Linked DNA regions of Homo sapiens: region 2 is linked to region 1. Evidence: read pairs that join two places in POLR2A ChIA-PET (ENCODE). Cell type or tissue: Caco-2. All regions are shown on one strand. Region 1 holds the start of AMHR2 (anti-Mullerian hormone receptor type 2). Region 2 overlaps PCBP2 (poly(rC) binding protein 2).

Evidence for each region. ChIA-PET counts read pairs that join two places held together with the same protein. Peaks named below come from ENCODE experiments on the same cell type or tissue, not always from the same donor. Only the 100,000 strongest peaks of a DNase experiment are listed, where the experiment ranks them.
Region 2: POLR2A ChIA-PET joins it to region 1 with 11 read pairs; 10 of 35 experiments call an interaction of 5 or more read pairs at or near these places.

What each region holds. Positions count from the first base shown.
Region 1 is chr12:53,423,834-53,426,333 of GRCh38, reverse strand. It overlaps AMHR2 (anti-Mullerian hormone receptor type 2), which reads right to left and starts at 2,479. Exons shown (of 11, transcript NM_020547.3): 1 at 2,351-2,479; 2 at 1,864-2,046; 3 at 1,434-1,625; 4 at 1,092-1,169; 5 at 761-879; 6 at 415-645. The coding sequence starts at 2,399. In Caco-2, no CTCF peak of the experiment used is centred here; no DNase peak of the experiment used is centred here.
Region 2 is chr12:53,475,550-53,478,049 of GRCh38, reverse strand. The region is part of intron 14 of PCBP2 (poly(rC) binding protein 2); the gene reads right to left. Among named protein-coding and RNA genes, the nearest start is that of PCBP2-OT1, 12 kb to the right of the region's middle. In Caco-2, CTCF peaks have their summits at 744 and 946 (motif pointing right); no DNase peak of the experiment used is centred here.

The DNA.
Region 1 (2,500 bases):
TTTTTTCACATGGTCTCGCTCTGTCTCCCAGGCTGGAGTGCAGTGGGATGCTCACGGCTCACTGCAGCCTCAACCTCCTAAGCTCAAGCGATCTTTCCACCTCAGCCTCCTGAGTAGCTGGGACTACAGGTGTGCACTGCCATGCTGAGCTAATTTTTGTAATTTTGCAGTGATGGGGTTTCCTCATATTGCCTAGGCTGGTCTTGAGCTCCTGGGCTTAAGCGATCCACCCACCTTGGCCTCCCAAAGTCCTGGGATTACAGGTGTGGGCCACCTCGCCTGGCCATTTTTAATGTTTTAGAAAAGAGAAAATCGAAAGCAGAAGCAATCAACAGGGCCCAGCTGCCATGTAGCCCCCACCTCTATACATACACACAGGCACACACACACACATATACACTCCTTGGTGCTCACCTTGGGATGCAGTTCCAGTACCAGCAGGGGCCCAGAGAGCAGGCGGCCAGGACCCCCCCGGCTGGCAGTGATAAATCGGACAATGTGGTCGTGCTGTAGGCCTGGAAGTTCGTACAATGCTCTCTCAGCTTGGAACTGAGCCACAGACCTCGGTGGGAAGGCCTTGATGGCAACCAGTTTTCCTTGCAGCTGCCCGGCCCAAACCACTGCATGACCTCCTTCCCGGATTACCTGCTGGGGACACTGTGCTGAGTGTGGGCCTCTGAGCTATAACAGGGCCAGGATTCCTCCCCAGCACAACCTCCAGGAGTGCCCAGAGGAGCCCTTCTCTCCCTCCCTGGGGCACCTGGGAGAAACACAGCTCAGGCAGCTCCTGCAGCTCCACACTCCAGTCCCTGCCTGAGTCTGGCCTTGGCTCTGGCACTGGCTCACCTCGCACTCTGTAGTTCTTTCGCTGTAGCAGGGCTGGAACAGACAAGAGCCTTAGGGTCAGGGTGCAAATGCATAGGGACAGGAAAAGGGACTTCGTGGAAAGGGAGCTTTGTGAGAGGTCATGGGAGTCCGGGAATCAGGCTATAGAGATCCCAAGACCATGGGGTCAGGGGTGCCTGGAGAGGGGTCAGAGCTTTTGGGGCAATGTCTTGGGGTCACAAGGGAGGGATGGGGTGGATTAGTACCCAAGATGATGCTGCCCAGCAGCAGCAGGAGGAGGAGGAACAGCCCCAGCAGCACCAGTGCCATCCAGATGGACTCACCTGGACATCAAGGCAAGAATGCAGGCTGGAGAGCACTGACCCAAACCTGCTCTCTGCTCTTCCCCTCCTGAGAGCTTGCGTCTCAACCCACCCCCACCCTGGTCACAAGACCCCTTATCTCCCAGTCACCAGGGCAACCAACTTCCCAAGGCCAGGAGGAGGAAAGCGTGGGGCGGGAGTAGGGTGAGAACTGGCCCTGGTTCCACCTCTCATCCTAACCTGGGCCCCAGCCCCCATCAGGCTTCAGTACCCTTGGGTGGCTACCTGGGGCAGCCTGGGGACCCTGGGAGCCAGGAGTCCCAGGGCTCCCTGGAGGAGGCAGATGGCTGTAATTGGCATTGCAGAAGTCAGTGCCACAGGAGCAGGTGAAGAGAGTGGAGCCAGGGCTGGGGTGGGCTCGGGGACTTGGGTCACAGTGGAGGGACTCACAGCCTGGCTCATCACTGTCTCGGCATCCTGATGGGATGGGATTAGGGGAAGAGGAGAGAAAGGGGGGGCAAGGAAGAAAGCACAATGGGGTGTGGAAACAGAGGGTAAATCCCTTCTCTATCAGAGGCGTCCCTTCCAGCTCTCATGGGCTTTTCTTTCCCACCAGATGTTCTATTTCTCCCCTTCCCCCTTGGTTGCCACCCACACCCCAGGATGTGTCTGTCTCCCACCCTAGCCATCACCTGCCATATACTTTGCCATTCACCTTGCATTTCCACCTGTGCCCGGTCTTGGGTCAGGTTCCAGATCCCAAAGCAGCAGCGGCTGTAGAGGCAGCGGATAGCTCTGGGGAGCTCTGTGCCTGTATCTAGCAGCTCTCCCAGTGTCTTTGTGCTTCCCCGCACTCCAGGGGCCTCAAAGAACACACAGGTTCGCCTGTTTGGGGGTGCTGAGGCCCAGGGTGGGGAAAGGAAAAGATTCAAGGTGGGAGTGAATGCAGAGGCAAAAAACTGGCCAAAAGAATAGACAAAACATGTTCCACATCCCAGCGTCAGTATGGTAAAGCCACAGGAGGAAGCAGGGTCAGCAGAGGCCTGGAACCTGAGCCCTGCCATGGGGACACATGGCTCTATCCTTCACCCTTACTCACCCAGCCCACTCACCACTCTTCCAAAGGGGTGGCTCTTGCTTCAAGCGCCCCTTTCCCTTGCTGGATGGATGGAGAGACCCTTCCCCTCCCTGTAGACACTTACCTTCCACAGCTGTGGGAAGTAATGCCCAAAGCCCCAAAGACCCTAGCATCTTGCTGGAGGATGGCAGCAGCAGAAGGAGAAGAGCATAAGCCAGCACAGCTGCCCCTGGCCAAATCTTTCTTCAGATACAGGGCATCCTGGGGCTTCTGA
Region 2 (2,500 bases), 52 kb before region 1:
CAATTTAGGGCTTTCAGGGAAAAGTATTTAAGTACTCAGTATGCTTCACTGGTAGGTAGGTAGGCAGCAAGACTTTGCCCTCATTTTGAATAGAACCAAATGTATAAGACTTCATTTCAGTTCATAAGATAAGTTATTTCATAAGATTTTAAACTGATTAGCATAAAATATTTGTGATATGTGGTCATGAAAACATGATTGGTAATTCACCATCTGTATCCCTTCCACAACAATGCAAAGCCAAAAGCTGGGTAGAAAAGCAAGGGCCAAAAAACTGCAAAGTCCTTCGACTACAAACTATTTACTTTTAGTCAGAAATGGTTTCTCCACCTCAGTATTAAGGGAATATTTAGGGTTTTTTTTTTTTTTTTTTTTTTTTTTTTTGAGACAGAGTCTTGCTTTGTCACCCAGGCTGGAGTACAGTGGCGCGGTCTCGGCTCACTGCAAGCTCCGCCTCCCAGGTTCACGCCATTCTCCTGCCTCAGCCTCCCGAGTTGCTGGGACTACAGGCGCCCACCACCATGCCCAGCTAATTTTTTTATGTTTTTAGTAGAGTCGGGGTTTCACTGTGTTAGCCAGGATGGTCTTGATCTCCTGACCTCGTGATCCACCCGCCTCGGCCTCCCAAAGTGCTGGGATTACAGGCGTGAGCCACCGTGCCCGGCAGGGGATATTTAGTTCTTAAAAGGGGGGTAGATTCGTGCCAATTTCAAAACACAATGATCTAAGGAAAGGTAAACAATAGCCCTGGATTAAAGGGTTCAGTAAGAACTGAAGGTCTAAGAAAGGAACTGCTAGATACCATTAGATCTAGGACCTGAAAATTTAAGTTCATAAAAATTGGTGGTAGCACTCTGGCCCCACCAGAGCTCTGAAAGAAATGTTCTGAATGTGTATCAAGCCCGAATGGGGATTTGCTGGGGTGGGGGAGGTGACGCAGGGAGAAGGGGATGCTATGAAATACTGAGTCAGGTACTCTAGGATAAAAGACCACATGGGGGAGCTCTAGGGTTTAAAAAAATTTAAAACTGAGGCCCTTTGGAGGTAGTGATGGTAGCTAGACCCTTAAACATGTGGAATCCTTCCTTGGGGAATAGCCATTAGGTTAAGAGGCCTTCCAATCAAGAACTAGATAAAACCACATCCCTGGGGGGAGATGGTATCAGCATGATTAAGTCCTAACTACAGGAGGAGCAAGCTTACCAAGGGAGAGAGCTGGACCACATGATAAAGGAGCAACTAAATAAAACTCCTTACTGGACAGGTTTGGCCATCTAATCCTTTATGCATACTTGAGACGTGTAACACTTCTTCACAGGCCCAATCTGGGATGGAGGGGCCAAAATAACATCAAAGAATGAGATAATATATTGGAATACTAACAGCTTTTTTTTTTTTGTCAGCCAATGGTGATGCTGGGAAAAGGTCATCAGGGAAACTATCTCTACACTGAGTTCTCTAATGCCCTGGGAAGAGCATTACACTTTCAGCACTGTGGCAACGTGTACTCTCGTTGAATGGAAGGCTATCAGAGGCCTTATACCACCATACTAAGAACATTTCTACTGTTTTATGAGAGGCCTGTGCCCATCTTAGTATAAGAAAATGAACAAGATTTCAGGGAGGTTAGTACGATTGAGTAAAAGTAAAGCTTAAGTTGTTAGTCCTGGCTAGTCACTCATAACCTATGAATTTAAATTATCTTAGGGCCTCTATTTTTTAATCTGTAAAATGAGGGGATCAATGTGTTACAGATTAGTTGATCCTTAAGGTTCCTTCCAAATCTAAGCATGTCACTTCCTACTCCTGATAGTGCTGGTGGGGAGCAGAAAGGATACGGCCAGGAATAGAAAAAAGGGTAAAGAAACTTGGTTGACAGAGTTGGTTTAGGACTAGTGGATGGCATCATGTCAAGTTGTGGATAATGTCACGGGTTGGCTGAGATATACCTAATGTCACAGAAAGAGGCATAATGCTAATTCAGAGGAATGCAGACAGAAGCTGCCTAATTTTATTAGACTTATCCCACTTTGCCCCTCCCCTTCATTCTGGGTAAAGAAGTATGTTCTTTGAATGTATGACTTGGAAGAGATCCTCATGGTAACCATTCACCAGAGGAATCCTGGGATGAACACCTTGTTAGCTGCTGCTGGCAAGGTAAGGCCATCTGAGAAGTCAGATAAACTTCCTCACTAGTGAAGCTTGTTGCCAATTACAGAGGACCTTCAGGATCTAAACTGCCACAGACTCGTTATCTCTTTGTGGAAATATTGACAAACGACTATAAAATTCACTTGGGATTCAAAAAGCCCATGTCAGTTATACAGGCTTCCTAGCTGAATAGCCACAAGTCACAAGCCCCCAACCCTTTACCCTTCACAGCACACAGTGTACTAAGGTTCTTACTGCGCCAACTTTATTACAGCTAGAAACACAAATATGGCCAAGAAGGCCTGCTGATAGCTTAACCATTAAATAATTCTTAAAAAAAAAAAAAAAA